Regions from separate parts of the Homo sapiens genome. Here all the other regions are linked to region 1. Evidence: chromatin contacts called from ENCODE Hi-C or POLR2A ChIA-PET data. All regions are on one chromosome and are shown on one strand. Each heading gives the region's core, a stretch centred on a gene start or an enhancer-like site at or near the end of the contact. The rest is flanking DNA. Distances are from core to core; before and after follow the strand shown. Region 1 holds the start of HIGD2A (HIG1 hypoxia inducible domain family member 2A). Region 2 holds the start of TMED9 (transmembrane p24 trafficking protein 9). Region 3 holds the start of FAM193B (family with sequence similarity 193 member B). Region 4 holds the start of DBN1 (drebrin 1). Region 5 overlaps PRR7 (proline rich 7, synaptic). Region 6 holds the start of GRK6 (G protein-coupled receptor kinase 6).

Region 1 (2,833 bases), core at 240-2,739:
ACTGAACTAGAATCTCAAGGAGTGACCTTGAGATTCTTTTTTTTTTTTTTTTTTTTTGAGATGGAGTTTTGCTCTTGTTGCCCAGGCTGAAGTGCAATGGCGCGATCTCAGCTCACCACAACCTCCGCCTCCCGGGTTCAAGTGATTCTCCTGCCTCAGCCTCGCGAGTAGCTGGGATTACAGGCACGCAACACCACGCCCAGCTAATTTTGTATTTTTAGTAGAGATGGGGTTTCTCCATGTTGGTCAGGCTGGTCTTGAACTCTTGACCTCAGGTGATCCGCTCGCTTCGGCCTCCCAGAGTGCTGGGATTACAGGTGTGAGCCACTGCGCCTGGCCAAATCTCTGCTTTCAAAGTGCCCTGGGTGGCTGTTACTAGGAAAGTTCGGGAATCACTAGACTACACGATTTCTAAGCACCACTCCAAAGTCCGTTTCCTCCAAAATCAAAGACCAAAAACCATGGGGATGATACTGAATTAAATACAAGTGGATTTTTAGAGTTTATTAAGCAGGGGAGTGGAGGGGAGATGTGGCACAAATAGAAGTATGTAACATTCAAACAACAGCATCTAGGATTTTTGAAAAAACTTTCGGTTACAGTTACACAAAGGGTCACTTCCTCCCCAGCGACACATGGGCCTCTCAAAGGAGAGGAGGGAGTAAGTCCCACGGTAGGGCCAGTGGTTGCTCCCTGGGTTTTGGAATCATTTCTGCGGAGCTTTCAAGGCCAGACCCTGGGCTTAGGGTCGAGACTTCATAGCAGTGACAGCCAGACCCAGCAAGATGGCTGCGACCGTGAAACCCTGGGCGGCGATCCGGGTGCGCATCATGAGCTGAGAGCGCTGGCTGTTGCCCCGGTGGAAGGAGTAGAGGCCGTAGGTGAGGGCGGCCGCCGTGGCCAGGCAACCTGAGGAGGGGACAAAGCAACTGGGAAACAGCAGGTCGGGCCCCGCAGGTCATTCCCCGCTTTGGGTCTCGCTTCCCCAAAGCCAAGATCTCTGGATCACAGCGGAGGGAGGGCGGCGAGGGTAGGTCGAGTCGAGGTCTTCCTAGTTACAGAGTCCTCCCAATCTTAGGCCCCAAATCCCGCCCCCTAAACCCGCTGCTCCCGCTCCAATCAGTTTCGCCCCTCACCGCCCCGCCCCCTCGTCTCTTCTCTAGTCCGCTCTCCTTCCGCTCCCCGCTAGCGCTCTGGTCCTTCTCTACTTCCTTCCCTCCGACATCACTGTCCTCTCCTTGTGCAGTTCCTACCGCACCCACTTACCTATGGGTACCACCGGGTTCTCGCGGGTCTTGCGAACGAACTTTTCCTTGAAACTCTCTGGATTCCTGTAAACAGTGGGGCTCAGCCCCTCAATGACTGGAGGCTTCGATGGTTCAAAGGGGACCTCCGGAATCACAGGGCCGGGAGTCGCCATGTCCGGGCCACAGCAGCAGGAGAAAATCGGGACTCCGACCTCAGCCTCCCGGTGAAGGTCATGAAAGGGGCGGGGAAACGAATAAATTGAGCCTTGTACGCAGGCGCAAATGCTCGTTGCATCCTGGGAGTCGTAGTGCTCAGCACGGTAGTGCTACAAAAGGACTACATTTCCCCAAATGCCCGCAAAGCCTTGTGCACGCCTTCCGGAAGGAGTTTGTTACACGAGGTCTGAGAGACAGAGGCAGCGTGTTTGAGCTGCTGGTGCGGTGGTCAGCGCGATGCCCAAGGCCAAGGGCAAAACCCGGAGGCAGAAGTTTGGTTACAGTGTCAACCGAAAGCGTCTGAACCGGAATGCTCGACGGAAGGCAGCGCCGCGGATCGAATGGTGAGGGGGCTGGGGTTCCGGGTGGCCGTGGGCCTCGGCCGGGACGGTCCGCGAGATGACGGATCCGCGATGTCTCTCTTTGCCGGTAGCTCCCACATCCGACATGCCTGGGACCACGCTAAATCGGTACGGCAGAACCTGGCCGAGATGGGGTTGGCTGTGGACCCCAACAGGGCGGTGCCCCTCCGTAAGAGAAAGGTACTGACATGGCAGGGTCTCGGTCCTTGTCTTCTTTACTCTTCCCCCGCCATACTGACCTAGGTGTCAGAACGTGGTACTGCCCATTCCTTCCCTCAGGCCCTTCCGAGTTTTCGACCTCCCCACAGTCAGAACGCTCAACTGACGTTGAGCAAGGGTCTCTTTACGACCTTCGTCACACTCCCTCCCCAGCACACATTCCCCATACCCCCTCTACTCAGTCTTTTTTCTCTGAAATTAACCCATTAGCATCTCAACGGTATTTTCCTTAATTTATCTTTTTCTACCCTTAACTTTCCTAATTAGTACTCCCTAAGAGTTGGAGATCTTTACTTACACCTTTTCTTTGTTATTCAATCATCCTTGGTCTGAGGCTTCCCTAGGCTTCCCTGACTGCAGTCTCCTTCCCGGGTTCAAGCTATATCCCACCTCAGCGTCCCAAATAGCTGGGATTATAAGCGTGTGCCACCATACCCGGCTGATTTTTGTGGTTTTAGTAGAGGCAGGGTTTCGCTATGTTGGCCAGGCTGGGCCTCAAGTGATCCGCCTGGCCCCCTGGAGGCTTCAACAACTATTAAAAGAATCCAGGTTCCCAAAAGAAAAGCAAGCAATTCATCTTTCTCTGCCTGCCTATCTATAAAATGGGTATAACACTCCTTGCCTTAGGGACTATCTAACTGTGTGGCTGTAGCCTCACATTTATTCAAGAAATGGTAGTGCCATTTTCCTCTGGCATGAAAGAATAAAAAGAAACTTGCCTAAGGCAATGGAACAAATTCATTCGCGAAGCCCATTCATTAGGTTAACTACTTATTGAGAACATGTCAC
Region 2 (2,833 bases), core at 1-2,500, 1.2 Mb before region 1:
GAGAGTCTGACATTAGGGTGGCAAGTGACTGACTGCTCTTGGGAAGGGCTTTCCTTTATAGCTTATGCCCTTTCAACTTTTTTGGTGTGAGTTGTTTTTTGGGGGGTTCTTTTTTGTTTTTGTTTTTGAGACAGAGTCTCACTCTGTCGTCCTGGCTGGAGTGCAGTGATGCTATCTCAGCTCACTGCAGCCTCAGCTTCCCAGGTTCAAGCAATTATCGTGCCTTAGCCTCCCAAGTATCTGGTATTAGAGGTGTGCGCCACCACACCCGGCTCATTTTTTTTTTTTTTTTTTTTTGTATTTTTACTAGAGACGGGGTTTGCCAGACGGAGGTTGCCCAGGCCGGTCCTGAACTCCCGGCCTCAAGTGATCCACCCGCCTCGGCATCCCAAAGTGCTGGGATTACAGGCAAGAGCCACCACACCCCGCCATGAGTTTTTTAACGAAAAGTGACAGAAGGTGAGAGCTGAAGGGTTTTGCCGTTCGTTTTAATATCCTTACTTGGGAAGATTAAAAGCTGCTCATTTTGTGGGGAAAGTATCATGTTCTGTGAAATCTTAAAGTCTAGATGACTTTAAGAGTTGACAAAACTCTTTGATTTTTATCACCACAATTAATCCGCCCATTTCACAGACCGGGCGGGGTCTGCAAGTCAGCAGGATATTCCCACAACATCAACTGTCTCTCCCACTTTAGCAGATGCAGGAACTAGAAGAGGAAGTACCGGAGCCCGCCTAGCTGAGAGGCTGGCGGAGAGGAGGGGGGCGGTTGGCTCACCTTGTCCTCTGGGTCCTTCACCTCCACAAACATGCCAAGCCCCGGGGTGGCCGGCTGGTACTCCTCCCGCTGCTTGTCATACAGCTGCGTCCGGTAGTTTCCTTGAGGGAAGCAGGGCGAGCCCAGGTCAGAGGAGCGCGAGGTGGCATGGGTTCCGCGACCGCCTGGGCACGGCGAGGCCGTCTCCTCCCGGCTCTAGAGAGCTGACTGTCTCGCATCCCCCGCCCCAAGACCACGGTCACGTTCCAAACTCGCCCCTTCCTCCCCGCCCCCGCACCTATGACCATGGTCTCGTCCGGGATCTCCTCAATAAAGCACTTCTTCTCCGTCTCTCCGATGTGAAAGTAGAGCGCGCTTCCGCGCGTCGCCAGCCACAGCACCAGCAGGAGGGTCCGCATCACTCTACCCAGCCCGGTTCCGGGCCGGGGCCGGACGAGCAGCACGCCCAGCTCCACAGCCATCTTGCTCCACCTGCCTGCGCAGCCGCAGCCGGCCGCGCCACGTCGCCCTGCCGCCGCCGCGGTGCCTGCCGGGACCGCGAGTTCCGCCGGGTGGACCACAAATCCCGAGATGTCCCGCGGCCCTGGCGCGGCAGTACCTGATTGGGGCGCGGCTTTTACCTGAGAGAGAGCGGGTGCCCTAGAATAAAAACTTATTTCCGTTGACTCTCTTCATGGCCTGGCAACTGACGATGGTTACCAGCTTTTCATAGATGAAACTGAGGTCGTTTGTTTGAGGTTGCGGAGCGAATTGCGAACAGAGACAGGATTCGAACCTAGGATCCCTGACTTTCCTTGGCACAGCATCTACCAGTCTTGATTTGCTTCTACCTTTAAAAATGAATTTAAAGAGAACGACCAAATAATGCACAAATGTATTATCAAAAAAGATTAAAAGAAATAAAAGGCAAGGTCTCCCATTACCACTTCTTTGTCCTCATACCCTGTCCACTCCTAAATCGGGTGTTACCCTCTCAAGCATTTCTCCGATCACACACACACACAAACACACACACAGCCTCTGCTGCCAGATCCCAACTGCAATGGCTCGTTACTAGCAATTCTACAGAAATAGAAAGGATCATAAGAGAGTACTATGAGCAAATATAAGCCAACAAATTGGATAACGTAGATGAAATGGACAAATTCATAGAAATGCAAAACTGACTCAGAATAGATAATATAATCTGAATAAACCTATAACTAGTGAGGAGATTGAATCAGTAATTTAAAAAAAATCATCCTTACTTAATATAGTTAAGATGTCAATACTATCCAAAGCAATCTACAGATTTAATGCAATTCCTGTCAAAATCCCAATGACATTTTTTGTAGAAACAGAGAAACTCATTCTACAATTCATATACTCTCAAGGGATTTCGATTAGCCAAAACAATCCTGAAAAATAAGAATAAAGCTGAAGAACTCACACTTCCTGATTTCAAAACTTACTTCCAAGCTTCAGTCATCAAGACAGTGTGGTACTGGCATATAGACAGACATATAGACCAATGGAATACAATAGAGAGCCCCAAGATATGCCCTCCCATATATGGTCAAATAATTTTTAACAAGGAGACCAAGCCCATTCAATGCGGGGAGGAGGGACAGTCTTTCTAACAAATGGTGCTGGGAAAACTGGATATCCACATGCAAAAAAGTGAAGGTGGTTCCTTCTCTAACACCATAGATAAAAATTCACCCAAAAAGACCCACAACTTTTAAAATCCCAAAGCATAAAACTCATAGAAAACATATGGCAAAGGGTTTACCACATCGGATTTGGCAACAGACTTCCTGGATATGACACTAAAGGCACAGGCAACAAAAGAAAAAATAGACAAATTGGACTTTATGAAAATTAAAACATTTTGTGCATCAAAAGACTCTGTAGCAGAGTAAAGAGGCAACCCACAGAATGGAAGAAAATATTTGCAAATCATATATCTGACAAAGGATTAATATCCAGAATATGCAGAGACTCCTAAAACTCAGCAACAAAATAAGAACAATCTCATTCAAAAACCACAACAAAGGGCTTGAATAGACATTTCTCC
Region 3 (2,833 bases), core at 334-2,833, 1.2 Mb before region 1:
CTGGGCAATACGGGGAAACCCCGTCTCTACTAAAAATACAAAAAAATTAGGGGGCGTGGTAGCATGTGCCTCTAATCCCAGCTAATCTGGAGGCTGAGGCACGAGAATCCCTTGAACCCAGGAGGCGGAGGTTGCAGTGAGCTGAAATTGCGCCACTGCACTCCAGCCTGGGAGATAGAGTGAGACTCTGTCATTAAAAAAAAAAAAAAAAAAAATCCCTGTAAACTAAGTGGCTGGGTCCAGAGTGTGACATACCCTGAAGCAAGACAGTGAGGGTTTACCGCTGCCCCTGCCAGATCAATGCAAGGGATTCCTGGTGTTTGGTACAGAAGAATAACCATTGACCAGACCTCTTGTTGCCTATTAGAGACCAACAACTGTGCTGATCTGTCCCAAGAAGGACCGCATCTGGAAGAATGCCTGCAGTTGGGGTTCTTACCAGAATAAGTAAGTTTATCATAATGCTCTGTTGTTCTTCAAGGCCGTCTCTCTTCTGTTCTGGGCAAACTGAAGAGGTAATGGTGATGTGATGGGACTCACCCTGCGTCTTTCAAATCTTTGATAGTGGCATTAATCCCTGGGTGAGATAAGGTACTATTTTTGATTTATTTTCTTGGTAGTTAAGGAGAGCTCCAGGGCCTTCCATGTAGCTCTTCCTTTCAAAATAGCCCTTGCCCCATGGGTTAGGAAGCCAGTGTCAGGATTCCGCCCCTGTTGATACCAATAGCAACTCTGCATATAACCACAATTTCAGAGTACATAGCCCAGGCATGAGACAGACTTCACTCAAAACTTTTTTTTTTTAATCTGTGCCATGTACATGTATTATACAGTATATTCACAAAAAGAGGGGGGAAATTCCATTTTTAACAATTAAATACATAATTATTAAGTTTTAAAAATTCTCCTTTGTGTACCACTCCAAAATCCTCTCCTGCACATACTATTTTTTTGGAAACACCTAGTCGTCTCATCGTTATCACACCGGTTGTAACTATGTACCTACGTGTCTACCTTCCCCATCAGACTCGGGAACAAGGAGTCGGGTTTGAGTCCCACTGTCCCAAGCACAGAACGCTGGACTCCCAGTAGACCATATGTTGCAAATAAAGACCTTCGTCCCTTTCAACTCAGGCCGTCCACGAGCCCAGGAGTTCCAACAAAATGATGTACAGCAACCTTTTCCAGGCCTTTATGTTGCCTCAATATTTCTCACCTGCAAAATGGGAATGATCCGTACCTGCCTCGCTGTGCTGTCGGAAGGAGTCAGACGATGGGTGTGAAAGTATTGTAACACTATAGAAATTAATTCACTCATCCATTTAACAGGCAATTATTAAGTGCTAGGGTGGTGCAGCGCGATTACCACCGCATTACACGCGTTCCTCCAGCAGGTTGCATCCTTCCCGTCCCGCGTAGGGGGGGAAGGGCGTCTCCCCACCAAGTTTTTCTCCCAGCGAACTCCGGGTGGTGACCTTATTCAAAATGGCGCAGGCGGCCTCGGGGGCTAGTGCGGCGGCGCGGACTCCGCGTGCCCTCTGACCTGTTGGCAGCAGGCGGAGGGGGGGAACCGGGCGCCGCCATATTGGCTGTTGTCCTGTGAGGGGAGCGGTAGCGGCGGCGGCGGCGGCGGCGGCGGCGGCGGCGGCGGCGGCGTGTGGAGCGAGGGAGCGGCGCGAGCGGCGGCATGACGCGGAGGCGGAGCAGGCCGAGCGGCGGTGCGGGCAGGCGCGAGCGGGCTCGGGCCGCGGGGCCGCAGAAGCCCCAGGCGCCCGAGCCCCCGCCGCCGCCAAGCCTGGAGGCGGGAGCGGGTGCAGGCCCTCCGGAGGCGCCGGCGGAGCCCGACCACGACGGCCCCAGGGAGGATGACGAACCCAACCTGGTGCCCGGCCCGCAGGTAGGAGCGAGCGGGGAGACTTCGGCGGCTCGGGCGCTTTCACCTTCCCCGAGCGGGAGCGGGAGTGGGGCGGGGTTGGGGATGGGCCATCCTGCCGCGGCTGGGGTAGCAGCCTTCCCCCGGGTCCGGCGCCGAAGCTTTCTCCCCCGGGGCGGGAATGGAGGCTGGACCCCTCTCCCCAAAGCCGAGGCTCGGTCCGCGCTCCTGCGACTAGGCTGAAGCTGCTCCCCTCTCCCCGCCGCCTCCGGGCGTTCCGGCCGTACACCCACACTGGGACTGGGACTGGGACTGGGCTGTGATCCCGAGGCCGCAGCTCCGCTCTCGGCCCGCCACCTCCCCCGGGCCCACCTGCTCCCTCAGCCACAGGCCATCTCGGGGCTCTGGGACTGGACGACTGCAGCCTCTTCCCTCTGCCCCCGGGAACGGCTCCACTCCGTCCCCTGCAGCGCCTGCAGCCGCGGCCCCCTCAGCAGCTGTGTCTCCTGGCGCCTCCTCGCCATACCCAGCAGAGCAGTTGGAGCAGACAGCCAGGCTGCCCGGAGGAGTTTTTGGTGGGGTTTCTGCACTGAGGTGGAAACCCAGCAGAACCTGCCCTTCTTCCCTCCCCTGCTCCGCAAGGCAGCCCACCCCGACCTTGAGATCCCAGGTTTGGAGAATCCTGCTGAGAGCGAACAGTAGGAGGATTCCCCAAAGCTTCCAGCTTGCCACCTGGAAGAAGGTCACTTTCTTTTGAGCAAAGGAGATAACGGGAGGTACCCTGCCAAAGTTCACTGAGAGGCGGGGGTGACATGGGCCACGGTTGCTCTGGGAGGGTTGTGGCACTCGGGGCTGGGTGGCTCTCCCTAAGCTTGCTCTGACAAAAGAGTTTTGAGTTGGTCTTTTGGCTGAGCCTGCCCAGGAAGGCAGGCTCCTGCAGGAGTCTTGGAGGGTCGGATG
Region 4 (2,833 bases), core at 205-2,704, 1.1 Mb before region 1:
CTTCCCTTCCCCACCATGTGTCACCCACTCCCTTAGGGATCCCCATGGCAGGCCAACCACACCTACTGGCCAGTTGGTCTAGGGCACAGGGCCTGGCTGTGTCCCTGCCTGGGTGCCTCACTCTAGTGGTGGCCATGGAGAAATTGCCATGGCCTGTGGTCCCTAGACATAGTGGGCACTGACTTCCCAAGGCAGGGGCCTGTGAGTATTTTGAGTTTTAAGAGGGTTCTCCCAACTCCAAAGCGCCAGGAACACTGCCACATAGGCAGCCCTGCTCTCCTTCTCTTGGCATAGCCAATTACCCAACGCAGAACTCGGAGGCCTGGCTAGAACCACCTCCTCCTCCGCGGTGCGGTTGGGACCAGGTGAAGTTTGCTCAGGGAGGTCGAGGTTGGAGGCTTTGTAGTGGTGGAAAAGGCTTCTAAGCGCTGTGGACGGTTTCAGGGTCCCAACCTAGCAAGGAACGGAGTTCTGGAAGGCCCTGGCATGGTGTCCACTCCCTTGCAGGGGGTACTTTTCTGAGGCCCCCTCCCGTTCTGTGCTTAGAGCTTTAGGAGATAAAGGTGCCAAGAGGCTGGCCCTGAGCGTCCTTGGAGGAGCCCTGCCGTGGGAGTCTGGGGTTAGATGCTGCTTCCGGAACTCTACTTGGGACTCCTCTGGGAGGCGTGAGGCTTGAGAGAGAATGCAAAGGATCTCCTAGCTGGCCCCATCTGAGAGGGCACAGGCGTGGAGGGGAGGAGAGGCCTGGAATGGAGGGATAATGAGCTGGGTAGGGGCTGAGAATGGCCTGGAATAAGTGGTCATGGAGCCGAGATGGGGGGCTGTGGTTGGGAATTGGGAACTGGGATCAGGATGAGACTGGGATGGGTTGGACTGAAGATGTGCCGTGACACATGTTGGGGGGGACACGTGCTAAGCATGGGGCTGAAGCTGGGATGGGAAAGCAACTGGGGTGGATTTGAGGGTGGGATGCAGATGACAGTGGATATGATGGGATAGACTAGGCAAGGACCTCTCAGGGAAAGGAGACGGGCCAGGGGTGGGGTGTTGTGTGAGCTGGGTTGGGATGAAAATGGGTTTAACATGAGGTGGGACGCACCAGGAATGGAGATCAATGAAGCAATGGGTGGGGCGGAACCGGATTGGGACGGGGGGTGGGCGGGGGGAGGTGGGGACGGGACTGGGTTCGGGGCTGGAAGGAGGGCTAGCGCCGAGGTTACGGACGGGGCAGGTGAGGGTTCGGGACGTGGGTGGGGCTGGCCCTGGAGCGGCGCGCAGGGGCGGTGGGTGAGGGGCGCCCGGGGCAGGCCGGGAAGGGGGGGCGGGCCTCCCCCTGGGCCGGGCCGGGGCGGCGCTAGGACCGAGCGAGCGGAGGGAGCGAGCCGGGCGGAGCCAGCGCCCCCCGCCCCCCGCCGGCCGGCTCCCCTCCCCCGGCCGCTGGCTCGCTCGGCTCGCGACGCTGCAGAGGCTCCGAGGCGGCGGCGGCGACTCCCTCTTTCCCTCCCTCCTCCTCCGTCCGCCCGTCCGTCCGCGCGTCTGTCCGTTCGGCCCGGTCCGGCCCGAAGCATGGCCGGCGTCAGCTTCAGCGGCCACCGCCTGGAGCTGCTGGCGGCTTACGAGGAGGTGATCCGAGAGGAGAGCGCGGCCGACTGGTGAGCCCCCCGCCCCCGCCCCCGGCCCCTTTGTCCCCGCGCCGCCGCCGCGCCTTTGTTTCTCTCCCGCCCCGCCGCCCCGCCGCCGGGAAGGGAGGGGGACCCCGAAATGGTGCAGCGGGCCGGGAGGGCCGGGAGGGGCTGCCTTTGTGCGCGCCGGGGGAGGGGCCGGCGGGCCAGGCGGGGCACTGCCGGGCCCCGAGCGCCCGGAGGCGGCCCAAGGCGCGCGGTGGGAGCGGCGGCCGGACGCGGCCCGGAGGCGCGGGGTCCCGATGTGGGGCCCGGGGCCGCGTGGCCCTGCGGGAGCCCATCCCCCACCCTACCCCCCGGGCCCGGGGGACAGGTGTGCACGGGGCGGCCAAGGGCACCTTCGCCACCTTCGAGCGGGCGAGGTCCGGGCGGGGACGGGGCGGGGACCGAGCTAGCGGAGCCAGCGCAGCCTGCCCGGCTCAGCCCGGCCCGGCCACAGCACAAAGGAAAGCGAGGGCGGGGGAGGAGCGGAGCGGGCTGGGGGCCGGGCGCCCCGCCCACCGGGGGGCCTCTCGGAGTGGGCCGCCCTCCCCCCGAAACCTGGGCTGGAGTGAGGTGGAAGGATGTTTGCTGCCACATGGCGACCGCGAAGTGACTCCCTTACCGCCGCGGGTCGCGGAGGAGGCAGGGGTGAGCTCTCCTCCCCTACCTGAAGGGGACTGCGGGGACTAGGCAGCTGGGCTGGGGGGCACCGAGCTGCCTAAGGGGCCAGCTGAGATCCCTGGGAGGAAGCCCTCTGGAGAACAAGTGTGGAGGGAGCCCCCAAAGACGGCTGAAGGGGTGAACAGATCCACCGGCCCCCAGCAAGGGGCACTCGGTCCCTGATGGGGGAGGAGCTGGGCCGCCCCTCACCCCGCCCCCCAGCTGTTGTCTCCCGCTGAGCTGGGGGAGGGGATGGACCACCTGCTCTGGGGCTGGCGGCCCAGGGTGGTGGAAAAAGGAAACCGAGGGGTTCCTCACAGCCCCATCCTGGAATCCTTTAACCCCCCCGTAATACTCTTCTTCTAGGGAAGGTGCCCATCTGGTTCCTAGGCCTCCTCTCCCTGCTGGCAGATGGGAACAGGTTCTTCTTGAGGAAACTGAGGCAAAGAGGAGGGCAGGTCTGAGGGACCCCGCTTGGGCTGGCCTCACCCGCACACTGGGAGGGCAGC
Region 5 (2,833 bases), core at 209-2,708, 1.1 Mb before region 1:
CTGACTTTTACAGCTTTTCTCTTTTTTTAAAAAGTTGATAGGAGACTTGTACAGTTGACTGGCTTTCCTCTCGTTGGTAGTTGAGACGCTGTTGCAAATTCCACCCCTCCTTCCCTGGTCCAGATTGTAGCTCTTAGTCCTCCCTGCTCAGCTGGCCGGGTTGGAGGCCTCACCCTGCTTGGGGCCTGGCGTGGGGGGAGCTCTGGTGGGAAAATGTCCCCCACCTCTTTTCCTAGTTTTATGTTTCTTGGGAAAATATCACTTTGTATTCTCTGTCCAGGGCTTCAGATATTTTGCACGAATTTTAAAACATGGCAATAAATGGCTCGTGGGCTCTGGCTCCCTGGGACCCCCTCCCCGCCCTTCTTTTGACCCCTTCCTGTCTGGCCCAAAGGAAGTAGCAGGCCCAGCTGGGGCCCCTCGGCTACCCCCCGTCTCCTGCCGGGCAGGTCCCAGGTTGGAGGCCCTAGGCGCGGTTCAGGTCAGGGCTATGGATGGGGCCCAGGGGCTTTGGTGGCCCCTCCCCAACTCCTTCCTCTTTGCTTGGGTTCCTTTTTCACGTTTAGTAACTGTTTTTTTTTTTTTTTTTTTTTTTTTTTTGGAAAGCACAAACTTCTGTAACGGGTCGTGCTCATGTCTGTTAATAAAGAAATCCAGATCCCTTCGGGCTGCCGCCTGCCCTGACCCAGGTTCCCAACTCCTCCCACCTCCGAGGCCGCAGCACCTCCTTGCCACCAGGGGGCGTCCTCACCCTAATTCCAAGGCCCGCCAGGCGGGGGCGGGGTGGGGGGGCGGTGCTAGGGGCTAAGGCTCCCAGGGGAAGCCGCTTGGCACCTACAACCACCGGAGAAGGGTTGGTCTTAGACTTAGTGCTGTACCCTTAGGTTCTGTTGTGGCGGAAACGCACGTTGAGGGTCCTTCCCGCCAAGGCCCCGGCTTGTCTGGTCACACAGAACCCTGGGCGAAAGCAGCCGGTGCACCCTCCGCTTGTACCAAACCAGATCACACACCTTTATTATCCTCAAAATGTAACAAACGGGATAAGAAATCCCTCCCTCCCCCCGCCCCTCCCCGCAGTCCAGGGAAGCATTTAAAAAGCCCCGCAGTCAGGCCAGGAGTCCGCCGGTGGGGCCCGGGGCGCCGGGCGCCCCTCTATACGGCTGTAGTCCTCCCGAACAAGGGGATGGAGACCGGCAGACGCCAAGCTCCGTGCTCCAGGGGCTCGCGGCTGCTGAGCTCTGAGTCGGTCCAGCTGGGGAAGACCCGGCGGCCACGGTCGGCCTGCAGGCAGAGGGCTGGGCAGGGCGGCGCGGGCCGAGGGGCGCTGGGCAGGTGCAGCGCCGAGGTGTAGCCCCGGTCCAGGAAGAGCGGCTTGTAGCTGGGAGGCGGCTGCTCCTGCTTCTCCGCGCTGTCGCGGCGACTCAGGAAGGGCGTGACGATCTTGCGGTAGAGGCCGCGCGTGTCCGTGAGCACCTCGCTATAGGGCGGCGGCGGCTCTGCCATCAGCACCGCCTCTTCGTAACACGGTGGTTTGGACATGTCCGATTCCGCTGCGGAGTGGGAGGCGGTCGGAGGAGGTGAGGCCGCCGGTTCCCAGCCTCTCGCAGAGGCCCCGGCCAGGGGCCGCCCGCGCCCCAGCCCTAGCCCGAACCCGAGCCCGCCGCCGCCCGTGTTCTCCCGGAGGCTGCGGATGGAAGCCCTGAGGGTAAGCAGCGAGCCCTCCAACGCCCGCCCACTTCCGGCGGCCCGGATCGCCCCCTGGCGGAGGTCGGTACTCACCTTGGCGCGGGTAGCTCCAGGGCCGTGGCGGCACCGACAGGTGCGTAGGCGGCGGGTGCGGGAGCGCGTGGTGGTGCGGGTGTGGGTGCGCGTGCGCGTGCGGCTGCGCGGGCCCGTGGTGCAGCAGCGGGTGCACGTGCACGTGCGGATGCGAGTGCGCGTGAGCCGGCGCCTCCAGGCGGCTACGGTGTGGTGGTGGCTGCGGCGGCGCCAGGCCCGGGGGGCTCCCGGCCAGACTGCCCTCGAGTTCGAGGGGCTCCAGCTCTAGGGCGCGCAGGTTCTGCTCGCGCAGTCGCTCCTCCTGGCGCCGTTTGAGGCGGCGGCGCAGGAAGCTGCAGAAGCAGCAGAGCAGGACGATGAGACCCCAGATGAGCCAGAAGCCGGCGAAGCACGTGAGGAACGTGTAGGTGCCCTGGGACATCACCATGGCGGCGGCACGGGCGGCGGGTCCTCAGACGCTTCACTGGACACTGGGCTCCGCTGCGTGGCCCCGGGCCCGCGCCACACTCTCAGGTGCCGCCAGCGTCACTCGGGGACCCGCGGCCGGGGGCTGCCCGTGGCAGGTCTCAAGTCGTGCGCGCGCCGGCGGGGGACAGCAGCGGCGCCCGCTCCTTCCCATGGCGCCGGCGGGCGCGCGGGCGTGCCTCACCCGGGGCCGCGCGGGACCTGTAGGGCAGACACGGGGCGCAGTGAAGGCGCGCCGCGGCCCCCAACGACTTCCCGGCCCCCGCCCGCGCCCTGCGCAGTCCGGGGAAAGCCTCCTCCGTGGGAACCTCGCGCTCCCCGGGGGCCCGGTGACGTCACCGAGGAGGGTGACGTCACGCCTCGAGGTTTCCCCGGTAGGGTTTCCCCGATCTGAGCCCCGGCCGCCGCCGCGGAGCCCGGGCGCCGAGGGGAGCCGAGGCGGGCCAGCAGGGGGCGCGCGAAGGACGGACTCCAGCTCTGAGTCCGAACGAGAGATTCGCCATCCGCAGTCCCGGGGCCAAAGGGTTTCAGGAGCCTGTGCGCACCAGGTCCCTGAAGAGGCGTCTCGGCGCCGTTGCTGTGCGGCGGG
Region 6 (2,833 bases), core at 187-2,686, 1.0 Mb before region 1:
GGCTCCCCAGGCAATGAGGACCCAGCCTGCCATGCCATTTCTGGGCTGCACCTCGCCAGAGCACTTGGTGGGCACGGGGTGCCAGGTGTAGCACCCAGCTGAAAGTTCCTCTGGGCTTCCTATAGACTGTGCCGGTCATCCTGTGTCTTAGGCCCGAGTCAATCACAATCTTGCTGTGTGACTGATGCTAATCCCTGGTTTGAGCCTCAGCTTCCCACATGTAAAATATGGTAGAAAGGTGAAGCAGATGACTTTTTAAGCCTGGAAGCCCAGCAAAGGGTGGAAAAACTGTCACAATCTCCCTCCTTGCCCTGGAGTTCCAAAAAGATGGGTCTTGTTTACTGCTGCTTCCCCAGCACCCTGGAAAAGGTGGGGCAGAGTGGGTGGTCAGTGATCATGTTACTGAGGTGGAGTGTGGCAGGTGGGGGCAGACTGACCACAAGGCAGTGAGGACCCGATCTGGTCCTTCTGTGTCTCCCAGGACCTGCACAGAGCAAGTGCCTGATAACATCTGGGGTGGGAGCCACGAGGAGCTACACACACACTCGGTCCACCAGACTGGTTTCCCCAGCCAGACCTCTGAGCTTACAATACTGACAGAGCAGCATGCTCTGCTCCCACTTCTTTCTGTGTCCGCTAGCCCCACTAGACCATGGGCTCCCTGAGGGCAAATATCCATTCACCTCTGCCCTCAGTGTCCTGAGGCACGGAGCAAGTGGCAGTCCTATAAGTAGCATTTGTGGCCAGGAGTTTCCCCAAGTCAGGTGGGCTGTGCTACGCAGAGGGTCCGTTTATTCATTCTCCAGCTTTACCTATCGCCAACTTTGCGCGGGATTAGGCTAGGGTGCTGGGGTCTGGGCCCCTGGCACGTGGGGCATCTTTACACCTCTCCCCTGGAGGAGGCTTGCCTCTCAGACAGGCTCTCCTGGGGCTCCGGTCCCACCCTTCCCTCTTCGTCTCACCTTCTTTCACTCCTTCACCCCCACCCGCCGCGAGGGCGGCGGCCTGACCCCCGCCCCTTCCTGGGCCCCGAATCCCGGGGGCAGGTGCGGAGGAGGAAGACGACGGGCCGGAAAGGCTCGTGTCTGGGCGGGGTGTAAGGCGCAGGGCCCGCGGGCCTAGGGGATCCGACGGCTGGGTAGCCCTGCGGAGCTCAGACGCAGCGCACTCGCGCTCCACGCACCCGGGCCCGGCCGCCCACCCGGCCGCCTCACCTTCCCGGGCCTTGAGTAGCACCGTGTTCGCTACGATGTTCTCGAGCTCCATGGGCTGTGGCGCCGCCTGGCCCGCCGGGCCGCGCCGCCGGCCGGGATCGCGCGCGAGTGCCGAGGCCGGATGGCGATCGGCGCGGCTCGGCGCGGCTCGGCTCGGCTCGCAGTGACCGCGCCGCGGCCTCCCCGGCCTCCCCGGCCGCCGCAGCCAGCCGCGCACTCTCCGCCCCCTCCCGGGGGCCACCCCGGCGCTGGCCCGCCCTGCCCCGCCCTCTGTTTACCTCATTTGACCAATCACCGGGCAGAAGCTCCCCGCGCCGTCTTCCCATTAGTCTTCCTCTTCATTTTTTCCCCCGCCCCCCCAGCTGGGGACTCGCTCAAAGAAGTACGGGGGCGGGACCAATCACGTCACCTCTTCCTGGTTGGTCTGAGGGCGGGGTTCAGCCCCTAGGTTCGAATTTCTAGGCTTTCGTAGGATACCAAACTGCCAATTAGGGCCGAGCCCTCAGCCGGGACAATGGAGGTGGGTACTCTGGGGCACGCCCAGGAGGCCGAATATGTGATTGGGTGAAGAAGACGTCCGTCATCTCAAGTACTGCATTTTGATTGGGTCGTCGCCTGAAGGTGTGGCCCGGCGGCCTTTGGCTCGCAGACGGCTTTTCTAGGGTTTTGTCGGGGACGCGCTCCGTATCCTGGGCCTCCTGCGGGCTGGCAGCGAGTTTGTTTGGTCCACTTGTGTGGCCGTATTCCCTTGGGTCGGCCCCAATCAGGAGGGCGCACATCGAAAGAGGGAGAGACAGGGAGGAGGCTGCGGCCTCGCAGCCGTTCCCCGACCTCTTGCCCGGTCGCCGCAGGCGCCCCGCCCAGCCCCCGCAGCCGGATGTTGTGATTTCTCTCCACCCACTCGGCCTCGCCTTCCCTCGGCCTCTGCCGCCTTATAAGGCAGCGCTACCACCCCTAGACCTCGGGATGAGTTCACACCCATTATACAGGTGGGGAGCTGAGGCGCCGGACGTCAAGTGGCTGGCTCCAGCCCGAAGACTACGGAGAAAACAAGGCTGAAATCTTACAGCTAATCAACACCTTGTAGCTTAACACCCCGCTTCCTCCACCCCCTACTTCACGCAGCAGGAAACAGGCTTGCCCAAACTCCGCGAGTAAGGCAGAGCCGGATCCATCTAGGCTTCTCTAGTTCCTATGCATTCATTCATCCGAAAATACAGAGCAACACCTCTGTGCCAGGCACCAAGCCAGGTGCTGGAGAACACAGTGATGGCAGCAAGATAGCCAGGCTCCCTGCTTACTTGCTAGAAGTGGAGGGAGCAAGTGAGGGCAGGGTGAGATAAAGGTAATTATTCTGTAAATAAACAAATAGATGGTTTCAGAGAGTGACAACTGCTCTTCGGACGTTAAGAGAGTGTGTGACACTCTCAGGGTGTGACATTTGAGCGGATCCAGTAGAAGCAACAGCAAACGCAGAGGCTCTAAGCCAGACTAAGTGGTGTGTTCAGGGAATAGGAGAAGGCGTCCGCAGCTTCTGGGCCCAGTGGTCTGAGATGAGACAGAAGGAGCAAAGGCACTAGCTAGGTCATGGAGGACTGTGAACACGTCCAGGAGGCTGA

Evidence for each region. A loop is a pair of places that touch in the nucleus more often than their neighbours do. ChIA-PET counts read pairs that join two places held with the same protein, here RNA polymerase II (POLR2A). Pooled maps may share reads with other maps.
Region 2: a map of endothelial cell of umbilical vein shows a loop between it and region 1 (5-fold over the local background). The contact joins the promoter of TMED9 here to the promoter of HIGD2A in region 1. A Hi-C loop is called at or near these places in 1 of 168 maps with a recorded cell type or tissue (endothelial cell of umbilical vein), 2 of 37 single-sample maps with no recorded cell type and 9 of 50 pooled maps. POLR2A ChIA-PET finds 5 or more read pairs at or near these places in 3 of 52 experiments (MCF 10A, OCI-LY7 and activated T-cell).
Region 3: a loop to region 1 is called in a map of CD4-positive, alpha-beta T cell, with 9 times the contacts of the local background. The contact joins the promoter of FAM193B here to the promoter of HIGD2A in region 1. A Hi-C loop is called at or near these places in 2 of 168 maps with a recorded cell type or tissue (CD4-positive, alpha-beta T cell and gastrocnemius medialis) and 7 of 50 pooled maps.
Region 4: a loop to region 1 is called in a pooled map, with 5 times the contacts of the local background. The contact joins the promoter of DBN1 here to the promoter of HIGD2A in region 1. A Hi-C loop is called at or near these places in 1 of 50 pooled maps. POLR2A ChIA-PET finds 5 or more read pairs at or near these places in 2 of 52 experiments (CD8-positive, alpha-beta memory T cell and activated CD4-positive, alpha-beta T cell).
Region 5: a pooled map shows a loop between it and region 1 (6-fold over the local background). The contact joins the enhancer-like site here to the promoter of HIGD2A in region 1. A Hi-C loop is called at or near these places in 3 of 50 pooled maps. POLR2A ChIA-PET finds 5 or more read pairs at or near these places in 3 of 52 experiments (BJ, OCI-LY7 and activated CD4-positive, alpha-beta T cell).
Region 6: a loop to region 1 is called in a pooled map, with 10 times the contacts of the local background. The contact joins the promoter of GRK6 here to the promoter of HIGD2A in region 1. A Hi-C loop is called at or near these places in 2 of 37 single-sample maps with no recorded cell type and 10 of 50 pooled maps.

Annotation. Positions count from the first base shown.
Region 1 is chr5:176,387,407-176,390,239 of GRCh38, reverse strand. It overlaps HIGD2A (HIG1 hypoxia inducible domain family member 2A), which reads right to left and starts at 1,489. Exons shown (of 2, transcript NM_138820.4): 1 at 1,267-1,489; 2 at 479-909. The coding sequence starts at 1,420. The coding sequence ends at 743. It overlaps NOP16 (NOP16 nucleolar protein), which reads left to right and starts at 1,642. Exons shown (of 5, transcript NM_016391.8): 1 at 1,642-1,807; 2 at 1,897-2,005. The coding sequence starts at 1,701. It also overlaps a transcript of ARL10 not described here. RefSeq lists enhancers at 287-970, 792-1,011, 1,212-1,531, 804-2,003, 1,655-2,338.
Region 2 is chr5:177,590,620-177,593,452 of GRCh38, reverse strand. It overlaps TMED9 (transmembrane p24 trafficking protein 9), which reads right to left and starts at 1,250. Exons shown (of 5, transcript NM_017510.6): 1 at 1,055-1,250; 2 at 778-878. The coding sequence starts at 1,238. RefSeq lists an enhancer at 1-45.
Region 3 is chr5:177,553,313-177,556,145 of GRCh38, reverse strand. FAM193B (family with sequence similarity 193 member B) reads left to right here and starts at 1,583. Exons shown (of 9, transcript NM_001190946.3): 1 at 1,583-1,897. The coding sequence starts at 1,688. FAM193B-DT (FAM193B divergent transcript) reads right to left here and starts at 1,518. Exons shown (of 3, transcript XR_941274.3): 1 at 1,217-1,518. RefSeq lists enhancers at 1,325-1,474, 1,495-1,654, 1,381-1,884 and silencers at 1,765-1,974, 2,305-2,414.
Region 4 is chr5:177,472,255-177,475,087 of GRCh38, reverse strand. DBN1 (drebrin 1) reads left to right here and starts at 1,454. Exons shown (of 15, transcript NM_001363541.2): 1 at 1,454-1,652. The coding sequence starts at 1,567. RefSeq lists silencers at 1,217-1,266, 1,277-1,656, 1,737-1,936, 1,967-2,336, 2,256-2,442 and enhancers at 1,591-2,092, 2,093-2,596.
Region 5 is chr5:177,454,441-177,457,273 of GRCh38, reverse strand. PRR7 (proline rich 7, synaptic) reads right to left here. Exons shown (of 4, transcript NM_030567.5): 3 at 1,780-2,445; 4 at 988-1,550. The coding sequence starts at 2,206. The coding sequence ends at 1,153. DBN1 (drebrin 1) reads left to right here. Exons shown (of 15, transcript NM_001363541.2): 15 at 1-664. Among named protein-coding and RNA genes, the nearest start is that of PRR7-AS1, 7.9 kb to the right of the region's middle. RefSeq lists enhancers at 1-107, 1,672-1,966, 2,214-2,833 and silencers at 660-859, 1,230-1,369, 1,460-2,009, 2,519-2,750, 2,200-2,809. Within about 2 kb of position 1,458, at least 39 of the 41 ENCODE cell types and tissues checked have a DNase peak (open chromatin) inside an H3K27ac peak, as active enhancers do; they include OCI-LY7, where a contact is called at or near this core.
Region 6 is chr5:177,425,279-177,428,111 of GRCh38, reverse strand. It overlaps GRK6 (G protein-coupled receptor kinase 6), which reads right to left and starts at 1,436. Exons shown (of 16, transcript NM_001004106.3): 1 at 1,215-1,436. The coding sequence starts at 1,266. RefSeq lists a silencer at 863-1,512 and enhancers at 1,223-1,762, 2,183-2,352.